4 separate regions of the Homo sapiens genome follow, and all the other regions are linked to region 1. Evidence: chromatin contacts called from ENCODE Hi-C or POLR2A ChIA-PET data. All regions are on one chromosome and are shown on one strand. Each heading gives the region's core, a stretch centred on a gene start or an enhancer-like site at or near the end of the contact. The rest is flanking DNA. Distances are from core to core; before and after follow the strand shown.

Region 1 (2,743 bases), core at 105-2,604:
ACAGAGCAAGACTCCGTCTCAAAAAAAAAAAAAAAAAAGGAAAACCCCAACTTTCCACACCTAAGTAACAAAAGAACCAGACGTTACTCCCTTTGCAACCCCCTCCCCACTACACAACCACACACACACACACACACACACACACACACACTTTAGCCGTGTGGCAGATGTGAAATTGAAAGTATCTCTGATTCGTTGCTTTCTGCAACCAATCAGACGCTTGCATAGGAGTGTAACTTTGTAACTTCACTTTAGCCTCTGATTGGTTGCTTTCCACAACCAATCAGACTGATTGTGGAGCCACTACTTCATTTACATAGGGTGTACACCATGTAACCAATGGGAAACCTCTAGAGGGTATTTAAACCCCCGAAAATTCTGCAAAAGGAGTCTTGAGCTGGTATTACCTTTTCGTTTTCAATAAATCTCTGCCTTTATTCCTTCATTCTTTCCTTAGTTTGTGCGTTGTGTCCAGTTCTTTGTTCAAAACGCCAAGAACGTGAATACTCTCCACCGGTAACTGTTATTGTTGTTAGTAATAGTGGTATTACAATTTTGACGTTAGTTTGGCTAATTAATAAATCTAGGGATATTTTGCAATATCTAGATGTTCTCGCAAGTTTTCTATATGTAGCTATCAGCCAACGTTACAAAGGCCGTGAAAAAAAAATGATCAGAGCATGGCCCATATCGTCGTGCCTCTTGTGTACACATTGGTTTCACGTAGTTTTGTTTCATCTTCTGCCAATTCTAAAAGGGTATGCAAGGCAAGATACCATAACCTATATAAACTTACATGACCTGTATAAAGGACGTGCCTAAGAAGACAACATGCTAGCTGATGACAGATCCTGAACAGACACCTGTTCTGGATGACCTAAGTGAGTTTCTCCTTTTATTTCAAATTTCTTAGAAAGAATCACCCTTGGGGCACGTAAGAACTGGCTCAAATGGGAGTGCCTGACGCGGGGTGGGGGGCTGGGGGCGGGGTAGGTGGTGGCCGTGAGAAGGTAGCCGTGAGAAGGTGGGAGAGGAAGGGGTGGTTAAACTATTAGGGATGCAGGCTTTGGCACCACTACGAAGCCAGGGTTTTCTTTGTGTTTTAACTGTCAGATTGAGAGTAGCTCTGTTGTAGCCCCTTTGCAGGGTTCCCATGAGACTTTTCCTAGGTAGTTACGTTGACTCGCTTAGCAACATAGCAAATTACAGAAACGGAGTAAGAACGTAAGAAATCGCAAAGCACGTGACGTATGGGATCTCACTGTTCTTGGCCCTTCTCCCGACCCGTAGCCCTGCTCTGCTACGACTGCGTGGGTGAGTCGTCTATAAAAACTCATCTCTGCGCGTCTCTTCGCCACATTCGCTTCCTGCTTTCGGTGTGTCTGTTGTGTCTTGTTGCGGGCACCGCAGTCGCCGTGAAGATGGCGTCTACCAGCCGGTTAGTATGTCCCGCCGAGCCCGGCGAGCTGAGGGGCGGGCGCGAGCGCCGCCGGCTTTTAGGCGGCCTCCGGGCAGCCTCGTAGGGCTGAGCGCCTAGGGGTATGGGAGAGAAGCGGCGGGACTGGCCGACGGGCCGGGACAAAGGCACTTCCAGACGGCAGGACTGTCAGGGTGTCGCAGGGGTTACCGAGCTGTTGACGTTATTGCCCTGGAGTCTTATGTAGATATCACCCTATGTGGGTCCTGGTGGGCTACTGTGTCCCCAGTCCTTGCCCTCGTATCTTTTCCCAATATTTCAATCTCCCTTTATTTTCTCTTCTTCCCACCCTCCCTCCTCTCCTCCCCCGCGCCCCCCCCCCCGCTTGTTTTTTTCATCTACGGCCCAAACAACCCGAGGGTCCGTAATTTCTCCTTTTCAAAGGAACGGGAAACAGTTAGTTTCAGGTTCCTATCGATCTGACAGCTAGGAAGTTGGGAACGTCAGCATTGGTAAGCCAGATGGAACCTGGTTGGTTACCATCACAGCGGGCCTCGGAAGTGGAAGCTAGAGCCATCGGAAGAGTTGATTAGTTCCCTGCTAAAGGATTTGTTTACAAATATCGTTGCCTGTGTACTTCTGAAGAAAATCTTGCCAAAGAAAATTAGTTATATGTGCTGGGAGGTCGCTTTTTAGTATATATTTAAGAATGCAGTGTACTCATATCTACAGGAAATGCATGCAGTACCCTCAGAAACAGCCTTTAATCTTGTGACCTGAAAAATGCTTGCAGACCCTAATTATGTCTCTCATTACCACTGTGAGGTAGATATTAGTATTTTTGCATAAGTGTAAACTGAGTCATGCCAATGTTGACTTTTCCAAGAGTCGTGTTAGAGTGTAGAGTCTAAGACAACCTGTTTCCTGTTATCCACACCTGGCCTTTGGTTAACTAATCCTGTGTTGAAAGTATCAAATTAATTCTACAGCTTCTGGAACTCTGGCACTATTTTTCTGACCCTGCTATCATCTGTGGAATTGGTTAATTTCACAGTGAAAGCCATTTTTACAAAATAGCCTTTTCTGGTAACTGCCAAGACTTACATTTTATGATTAGAAAAGGAATTTGGGGTGGGAGGCAGCTTTAGCTAATATACTGTTTGAACAGAACTCATAAAGCCAGTGACACTCTTGTTTACTGATTCTGATTCTTGGATTGGATGCTCAGTCATTCTATCTGGGTGTTGTTCTGTCGGGTAAGGCCTCCTTGTAGGTAAATGGAAAACTTGGGCTCCCCAGATCACTCAAATACGACTTAAAATTCTA
Region 2 (2,803 bases), core at 59-2,558, 720 kb before region 1:
GAGAGGAGCTACCCTCTCTGATGAGAGCTGAACACTGGCTGAGATACCCACTGCAGGTCTCCTCTGAGCTGTTCTATCGCTCAAAAAAGCTCCTCTTTGTCTTGCTCACCCTCCACTTGTCTGTGCACCTCATTCTTCCTGGTCGCAGGTCAAGAACTCAGGGCCTGCCCAATGGCGAAGCTAAAAGATCTATAACCCCAACAGGGCTGAAACATGCCCCTTGCTCGCCACGTTGTGGGTGAAAAGGAGAGAAGAGCTGTGACCCTTCGGGAAGCCCAGACCTGGGAGCTCCTAGAGCCAGGGCTTTGACTCCCTCTTTGGGGCTCTGCAGTTCCTGATGTTTCCAAGTTTCTGGGTGCCACTACATTCCCTGGTGCCAGCCAAGGAAGCTGCTCGTGGTGCACCTGGTCCAGCTGCAGCCTCACAGAGAACCAGTGCCTGTGCTGGCACGTGGAGCTGCCCGCCCTGTGGTAGCAGCCGGCATGTCTGACTGCGCAGTGGCCAGACCCCATGCTCGCTTACACATCCCTTGCCACTCCACGCCTGACTCGCAGTCTCCCTTAGGGGCATGGGATCCAGACCGGTATCGTGAGCTGAGTGCAGCCTGCCAGGCTGAGTGGGTGGAACAAGCCTAGCGGGCCGAGCAAAACTCAGACAAAGGCACCACCAGCCACAGAGGTTTCCGGCCAGAAAAGTGACACCCCAAAGATCCCGTAACACTACCTCTTCAGATACATTGGCAATAGACCAGGACACGTTTTTAAAATTTTTCTTAATTTCTTATTTTTTCCTGACCCATCACCAACAGAAAGGTCACATTTTAAACATTCACAGAGACCAGGTCTAAGGTGAGTACACAGTGATGACAAAGTTTTGTTGGGAAAGGCAGACGTTCTGCACCTGATGCTACCTTAGTCCCTGCAAAGAGTCCTCACTTCCGTGACTAAGTGGAAATCAGCTACAATTACTTAAGCACGTCACTAAGGTTTTTGTAAATAAAAATTTCTGAATAAGAAAATTTGATACATTCTTCAGTTCTGGTGTTGTTACTAACGGTCTTAGTCAGTTTGAGCTGTGATAACAAGTATCCTAGACTGGGTGGCTTAAGCAACAGACACTTTGTTTCTCACAGTTCCAGAGGCTAGGAAGTCCAAGATCAAGGTGTTGGCAGATTCAGTTCTTGGTGGGGGCCCTCTTCCTGGCTTGTAGGCGGCTGAGTTTTTGCTGTGTCCTCACATGACACACACAGACAAAGAGCGAGCTGTTAGTCACTTCTTGTAAGGATACTAATTCTAACACGGGGCTCCACCCTCGTGACCTCATCTAAACCTAACTACCCCTCAAAACCCCACCTCCTAATACCATCACATTGTGGGTTAGAGATTCAATGTATAAATTCTAGGGGAAGACACAAACATTCAGCCCATAACACTAACAATCACCAAGGAACTCATATGTACAGAGTTTAGAAGTTAGCAAAGGAAATTCACGTAAATCACCTTATCTGAACCTCACAGTTGTTATCTGTGAGATAGCTATTTTTATTTTCCCTGTTTTGCAGATGAAGAAGCTAAGTTGAGAAGCATTCAGTGATTTCCCCAGGGTCATCTGACTAGTCAGTGGCAATGGTAGAGTGCAAAATCAGGTTTTCTGATTCCAAATCCCGTGTTCATTCAGCTGCATCAGGAATCAGGCCATTCCGCTCCTAGTATTAGCAGCAATAACAAAACAGGAACAGCAGCTGATGTGTATTTGGTGCTGTACCATGTGCCAGTCTCTTTAAAAATATTATCTCTCAGGGTAGATGCTAGCATTCTATTTTACATCCCCGAGAAAACTTAAAATTATCAGGGTTAAATAACTTTCCAAGATCACACAGCCAGTATATCCACAAAGCAAGTATTTGAACCAGGTTTGGCTGAGTCTAGAGACGATGTTCTTAATATGCCACTTTGCTAGAGTGGCCTTTGAAGTGCTCTTTGAAAGACAGTTTGTAAGATGAAAATATTCTTTTAGATATATTTATTGAGATTTTAGTCAGAAATGGATTTCTTGCCCATTAAAAGCACTAGTGCCCTACAAAGTGCTCTATTGAAAGTCCTATTTTTCAGGCACAACAGATGGAGGACAGATGTTTCTTTATGCTCTGAAAGGTCCACTTTATGTAGCTGACTATAATAAGATTGTATCTGGTTCCGAATGTTTCAGAGAAATGGTATCAGGCAGATCATTGTAAATGAAAGCCAAATCAAAGGCATTATTGCACAGATTTGATAGAAAAAAAAAAGCCAAAACAACAGGATGTTATTCAATGGTATGGGCGGAAACTTTTTCAGAGTTCATTCTGAACCACACAGACATTTTCAGATGTGTTCCACCCTAAGATTCAGCCTAGTGTCAGAGAAGTGCATGTATGCTTGATTGAGACTTGTGTGATGGGGTGAGGTGGTGGGGGCCTGGGGGTTGGGTGCCATAGGTGTGGGTAATGCAATACTGAACTTTATTTCAGTGTGATTTGGAATAACATGGAAAGCCTGGAGAATGAGTGGAAACTTTGCTGTGACTTAAGTAGACTTCGGATAAACAGGAACTTTCTATGAGTTCAGAAAACTTAGATGCCTGAGTGTATTTGAATACTCATTTGGGACAAATGATTAGACCTCTAAGATAATAGTTCCCAGCTTTTTGTGTGTATTGGAATCATGACTGCAACACCTGAGAAGGATTTTCAGGCCCAATACACAAGTACGCTCATGTTTTGACCAAGCTGACTTCCAGGTTAGAAAGTCCATTTGTATTCTAC
Region 3 (3,030 bases), core at 26-2,525, 630 kb before region 1:
ACACCTAGGTTTAGGGGACAGAACCATCTGATAAAGATAAATCTGTTTTAAGATTTCTGGGGTGTTCTGCAAAGACTACTATATCATTTGCAAATAGGTTGTCTTTTAATAAAAATCATGCTACGTAATGTCTTCTTAATATACGCTGAACAAATTGCCTGTTTTAATTTGGCTATATATCTACAATTTAAAATGTTCATACTGTTATCTTTTACCAGTGGAGTGTTTTTTTGTTTGTTTGTTTGAAGTCTTTAGGCGAAGTGAATTTATTCAAGGAAGTTCACATGTCGGTTTTGTTCTTTTAGAGGGGTGTCTTTTTGACCACAAAGAAAAAAAAAGTTTTCCACAAATGTCATCTAACTAAAGGCAATCTATGGACTTTAGGAAGTCAGTTGAGCACACAGATTAATGAGCCAATACTGAGCCTCCTCCCTTCTGACCTCTCAGCACCTGCTCAACTAAGCTCAGGGGAAACTCTTGAGTCTTCTTCTTAAATTGGTAACGCTTGCCCTTTCTTTCTCAAACAAATCAACGCCCAACACCACCACCAAATTATAGGCAACCAACGCGTATCCAACAGCATAAAATAGTTCCCAAGAGCATAAAATAGTTCCCAACAGCGCCAGCGCAGGGGGCAAAACAGAGCGACCAAATGGGGGCACCCTCAGGGGAGTTGCGCTCATCTGGAGCGAGACGCCAGCCTGGGAAAGCGGAACCCCTTTCCCGCCCCGCCCCGAGGACTCACGCTCAGGTGCAACGCCGAGACTCCCGGGGGAAAGAGAGGTGACCGTCTCGGCGCGACCGCCCACACCTCTTGCTCCAAATGACCCCAGCACACAGGAGAGGTCCTCTCAGCGTGGGACTCCGTCTCTCCCGAAGGCAGGGAGCACAACGAAGCGGCCACTCGTCTCTGCAGCCGCGCTACCGGCCCGCAGCCTGGCTCGCAGGTGAGGCGTGAACAGGTAACCGCACCTGTTCGGCCAGCCCCACCTGCTGCGTCCCCGTATCCGGTCCTCCTCCTCCACCACCTCGGTCGGCGCGGCTCGCCCTCCTGGAACCGGGGTGTCACGCTCCGACCTACCTGCGCGACTCCAGCCCCGGACGCCCGCGCTCCCCGCGGCGTGCTCCTGGGCCGCTCCGGGCGGGCAGGCTGCGGCCCCGCGCCCGCACTTTCCCGGCTGCCGGAGGCTGCGGGCTCAGCGGGAAGCCCCGGCGCTGTCCGGCTCGCCGCCTCCGACCGGCTCCATTGTGACGCGACGCGTTCCGCTGGCCAATGGGCGCTCGGCGGCGCGAACCGCTGACTAAGTTCGCGGGTGGAGGAGGAGGGGACGGGGCGGAGGCAGGGCGCGGAGGCGGCTACCACGGTGGTGGCGGTAGCAGTGGCGGAGGAGGAGGAGGAGGAGGAAGAGGAGGAAGAGGCTGCAGTCGCTTCGGTAGCTGCTCCTGCTGTGAATTTTTCAGCTGCCTGGGCCTGAGTGTTTGCCCAGCTCTGGGGCTGCGGGAGCCAGTGACTCACCTATCACTGCTGGAAACAAAGCGCAGCTGCCATCTCCCCGAGCGCGCCATGTGGCCATCGCTGCCCCCTCGCCCAGCCTGGGGTCCGCAGGAGGTAGCGCACAGCCATACGCCCCGCGGAGCAGCTGGAAAGAGCGGGGACTGCTTTCCAGAAGCGGGAGGGAAATGGGCTTCGGCGTGTCCCCCAGGCGCGCCACACCGGTGACTTCGGCACTACACCGCGTGTGTCGGGCCCCAGCCTTCTCACGTGTGCGTCCCTGAGTAACTTGGCATTTATATAACGCGTGTTGGGCCCTGAGGGAAAGGTCGGGTGCAGCACGCGGGAACCTCCTCTTCGAAAAGGAAGTCCCCTTACTTTTCTTTACCCTGCTTAGAAAGATTGCAGGGCCCAGCCTCTGTGAGGGAGGGTTTACAGTTGTACCAACTAAGCGGCTTAAGTTCGATTCTGGCCTTCCAATACCATTGGCTTCTCTCAAATGTCGTTATCCTCAGGATAGGGAGGGGACCACATGGCCGAGGGGCGGTCCCTATACTCATAACCTGCCTTTCACTGCGATTCAACTGCAGAGACACCTCAACTACTGCCCGCTTGCTTCTCTCCCAAGTGGCACTGCATTTGAAGGCCAACAATATTCCTTACGAAACAGAATTAATCCAAACCCACAAATTCTAGGGACATAAATATTTTTATCATCCTCATCCATTTCCCCACTCTCACCCTTACCCCAGTTTTAACTCAGTCTCTGCCCTGGCTATTATCTTGAGCACACTGATTCAATTAGGCAAGATTTATGTCTTTTAGTTGCTATGGTGGTCACATCTCCATTTAAAAAAAGAAAGAAAAAACAAGTTTGTACCGGCATCTCCCAAAGGAATAAAATGAAGACGAACAGACTCAGCATTTGGGGCATCTGAGCAGTTTGTGTAAATGGGAGTATAGCAAATGCCCTATCGAGTTAATATGAGACAAGAGTTGTGTCTCAGACTGTTCAGATGAGGACTACAATTTGAGTCACCCTGAAAGGGAAAAAGAAGGCTGTCTTTGTGTCACTGATCTGTTCTTTTCTTGTTCACTCAGTCCATTCTGGAACTGCAGATATCTTTTTTCTGAGTCTTGAAGGAAAAGCTGAAAGAACATTTCTTCACTTGGTCATTCGATAAATTTTTATTGAGTTTATATGTGTGAGACACTGGGTATGCACAGATCTACAAGTCTAATTTAAATTTAGGTTTGATCCTTACAGGAGTATCTGAAATTCTCTCAGGGACTTTCTGATTAATTATTTTTGGTAGAAGAAAATTCTAAAAGACTCTGTCACTACTTTCACAGCCAGATTTACCCAAGTCTAAAATAGTGATTAAAAATTCCATCATGGATTTTAAGCACCAAAAAAATGACAGGCAGGTCTCAATCGTTTTAGAGGTTTATTTTGCCAAGGTTAAGGACATTCCCCAGGAGAAAGCACAAATACAGGAACATCTGTGATCTGTGCCTTTTGCAAAGAGAGTTTTTGA
Region 4 (2,756 bases), core at 197-2,696, 950 kb before region 1:
AAGACTAGAGTTTCACCAGGTAGATAAACAGGCGGTAAAACAAGGCTAGGCTTTCACTGGGGGGAGAAGTCAATCTGAGTTATTCTGGAGAAAGATTGGACCTGCCAGGGAAATAAAGATGCAAAACGTCTGTAGCATAAAACCAACCCTAGTGTTTTATTCTCCTATGAACATTTGAGATGGAACACGATGTGGAAGTGAAAGTATAATCTACCTGGTGAATTTGAGAAAAGTCACTCTCAATTTTACTTTGATGACAAATGGAATTAATAAAGATGCCTGGCTCATATGTTAAAGTACCTTCTGTCTCAGCGAGGAGGCCTGGCTCAGAAACCACAGTGGAGTTAACAAGCCAGACACCAGACTAAACATCTCAGAACTCGCTGCTGTGCCTCATTCCTGGTCCCTACCTTTCCGGTGTGTGCCTGCATCATTAATTCCCTCTGTTTGGCATGGCCTGGCTTTCCCAAAACAGAAACCAAGGAACCGGGGTCCTCTGTTTCAGCAGCTGAAGAGCTGATTTCTGAGCATGGACACTAAGATTCTTTTCTCCTGTCCACCTTACACTTCACCCACAACTCATCTTCTTCCTCTTCCCTACGTCCCAACCCCTTACCCTCCCACCACCCTGCCTCCCAGGACATTTATGTGTATGACCCCAGACCAGTAAGGGAGGAACAAAGAGCTGCTGCTTCAGGCAGCAGCAGCTGGAGGAGAGGGTGGAGAGGGCAGCTGGGGACTCCAGGAAGACTCCCCGAGCACTGGCAGCTCCAGCGCAGCCCGGGGCAGTCCAGCCTGGAAAGCGCCCTAGTGGAGTCCTCGCAGGCGGCTCCGCAGCGCACGCCCAGGGCCTTCCGCCGGCCCGAACCCAGGGCGGCAGCAGCCAGAGTTTGGCAGAGACCCCGGGTGAGAAGCCAGTGGTGGGGGGCGGGCAAGTGAAGCTGCAGCACAGAGCTGGAGATGCAGATCCGACACTAGCAGTGCTCCGTGCCGCAGACTTCCCGACCCGCTCCCTGGACCCAGACCCGACCCCGCGCACCTGGACCAAGCGGCCACCCTGTTCTCTCAGGGCGCTCTCTGGGGACGCGGCTTGGGCGAGCTCCGGAGGCTGGAACCACGGCGACAGGAGACTTCACTCCTCCATCCTGAGACCCGGCAGCACGTTATAGACAGCCGTGCACTTCCTGTTTGAAAACACAGGGGAGAGAAAGAGCTAGAGAGATCCAAGTGTCGGCAGCGGGGAGGAAGGAGTGCAGGGCGGCGGGGAGGCAAGACCAGGGGGTCACCGCTTGCATAACTGCCATGGTGGGCACCCAGCGCTCCCCTGGCCGTGGCGACCCCGCCGCACCGGCTGCCCGCGTGGTGCCGAGGTGGCGCGGCCTCGGCCCGGGCCCCCCCTGCTGGTGGCCTCGCTGCCAGCCACCCGCCCGCCCGCTCGCTCACAGCCCTTCCGTTTGCAGCTGCTGCTCGGGTTCTCCCCTCCCCACAAGTACCTAGATCAATGGACTCCACGCTTCCTCCGCCGGTGCCCAGTGTGATCGGCCTTCTTTTTCTTCCTTTCTTCACCCTCCCAACCCCCACCCCTACCCCCCAGAAAATAATTACCTCGGGGAAGGTGTAAAGACAAGACTGAGCCTTTGCAGGGGAGTAGGGGCTGGATTTATGCAAATTTTTAAAGTTCATAGCCACATCCCAGTATATCCACTACAGCTCAGCAGCTGTGAGAGATTCAAGATGGGAAATTACTTGTCTTGTGCCTCGCTGGCTCAAAAGAGAAAGCGTGCACACAGCTGCCAACACAGAGCAGCCAGGAACTGCAAAACAGTAACAACAACAAAACTACATAGTATCCTCGGTTCCTCCTAGGGTCTCTACTCAGATCAACCTGTCAACCTCATCCTCACAGTCTACCAACATTTATATATACCAATTCCACATGGAGCATAATCGCATGGTGCATTCTTCCAGAAAATGATTCCGTAGTTCTCTGTGCTATGTAATCACAGAGAAGTTCCATAGTCCTGGGATTACATTCATTCATTTTGTTGAACTCTGACTTAAGTGGACTTCAGTACAGTGTTAAAAAGAGTACACAGATGGCTTAAGAATCTGCTGTATGTAGAGTGTGCTGGCTATGGGGATTCGCATTTGTAACCTGCCTGCCCTTACATGCACAGTCTACCAGGTTAAAAAGCGCTTACAGGACTGTCTCTTGACAAACGGCTCCTTTTATTATCAAGCTGTTGGCATTCATGGTTCCATACTCAAAATGGAGAATGTAATACAAACAATAATCATTCTACATATGAAGCTCAGTTTTGACTGAAGCAGAAAGGAACGGATAGATATTAAGCTCCTACTCAGTGCTAGACAACATCTCATTTTAAATCCCTCTTGGCCTTAATATTTTCCAACAGATCTGCAAAAGTCATATTCCCAAGTGAGGAAACAGGGTCAGAGAAATTAAAAAACTGTTCCCATGGCTCTGGCAGAAAGTGGTCAAATGGAGAACTGAATACAGGTCTTTCCTGATTATAAAATCTGTACCATTTCCCCTACACTGCGAATTCCTACAATGATCACAAATTCTTTTTTTTTTTTTTTTTTCTGAGACAGAGTCTCGCTCTGTCGCCCAGGCTGGAGTGCAGTGGCGTGATCTCGGCTCACTGCAACCTCCGCCTCTCGGGTTCAAACGATTCTCCTGCCTCAGCCTCCCGAGAAGCTTAAACTACAGGCACACGCCACCATGCCCAGCT

What was found. A loop is a pair of places that touch in the nucleus more often than their neighbours do. ChIA-PET counts read pairs that join two places held with the same protein, here RNA polymerase II (POLR2A). Pooled maps may share reads with other maps.
Region 2: a map of naive thymus-derived CD4-positive, alpha-beta T cell shows a loop between it and region 1 (10-fold over the local background). The contact joins the enhancer-like site here to the promoter of GTF2B in region 1. A Hi-C loop is called at or near these places in 2 of 168 maps with a recorded cell type or tissue (both naive thymus-derived CD4-positive, alpha-beta T cell) and 7 of 50 pooled maps. POLR2A ChIA-PET finds 5 or more read pairs at or near these places in 2 of 52 experiments (CD4-positive, alpha-beta T cell and T-cell).
Region 3: a map of CD8-positive, alpha-beta T cell shows a loop between it and region 1 (24-fold over the local background). The contact joins the promoter of LRRC8B here to the promoter of GTF2B in region 1. A Hi-C loop is called at or near these places in 4 of 168 maps with a recorded cell type or tissue (B cell, CD8-positive, alpha-beta T cell, HepG2 and 1 more) and 12 of 50 pooled maps. POLR2A ChIA-PET finds 5 or more read pairs at or near these places in 1 of 52 experiments (activated CD4-positive, alpha-beta T cell).
Region 4: a map of B cell shows a loop between it and region 1 (7-fold over the local background). The contact joins the enhancer-like site here to the promoter of GTF2B in region 1. A Hi-C loop is called at or near these places in 3 of 168 maps with a recorded cell type or tissue (B cell, CD8-positive, alpha-beta T cell and naive thymus-derived CD4-positive, alpha-beta T cell) and 6 of 50 pooled maps.

The regions. Positions count from the first base shown.
Region 1 is chr1:88,890,178-88,892,920 of GRCh38, reverse strand. GTF2B (general transcription factor IIB) reads left to right here and starts at 1,354. Exons shown (of 7, transcript NM_001514.6): 1 at 1,354-1,438. The coding sequence starts at 1,422. RefSeq lists an enhancer at 1,069-1,178.
Region 2 is chr1:89,606,921-89,609,723 of GRCh38, reverse strand. No RefSeq gene overlaps it. Among named protein-coding and RNA genes, the nearest start is that of LRRC8C-DT, 25 kb to the left of the region's middle. Within about 2 kb of position 1,308, at least 12 of the 41 ENCODE cell types and tissues checked have a DNase peak (open chromatin) inside an H3K27ac peak, as active enhancers do; they include CD4-positive, alpha-beta T cell, where a contact is called at or near this core.
Region 3 is chr1:89,523,074-89,526,103 of GRCh38, reverse strand. It overlaps LRRC8B (leucine rich repeat containing 8 VRAC subunit B), which reads right to left and starts at 1,275. Exons shown (of 6, transcript NM_001369817.2): 1 at 1,082-1,275. RefSeq lists an enhancer at 1-250 and a silencer at 952-1,411.
Region 4 is chr1:89,842,066-89,844,821 of GRCh38, reverse strand. LRRC8D (leucine rich repeat containing 8 VRAC subunit D) reads right to left here. Exons shown (of 3, transcript NM_001134479.2): 2 at 1,040-1,184. Among named protein-coding and RNA genes, the nearest start is that of LRRC8D-DT, 22 kb to the right of the region's middle. RefSeq lists silencers at 1,215-1,434, 1,958-2,252. Within about 2 kb of position 1,446, at least 37 of the 41 ENCODE cell types and tissues checked have a DNase peak (open chromatin) inside an H3K27ac peak, as active enhancers do; they include B cell and CD8-positive, alpha-beta T cell, where a contact is called at or near this core.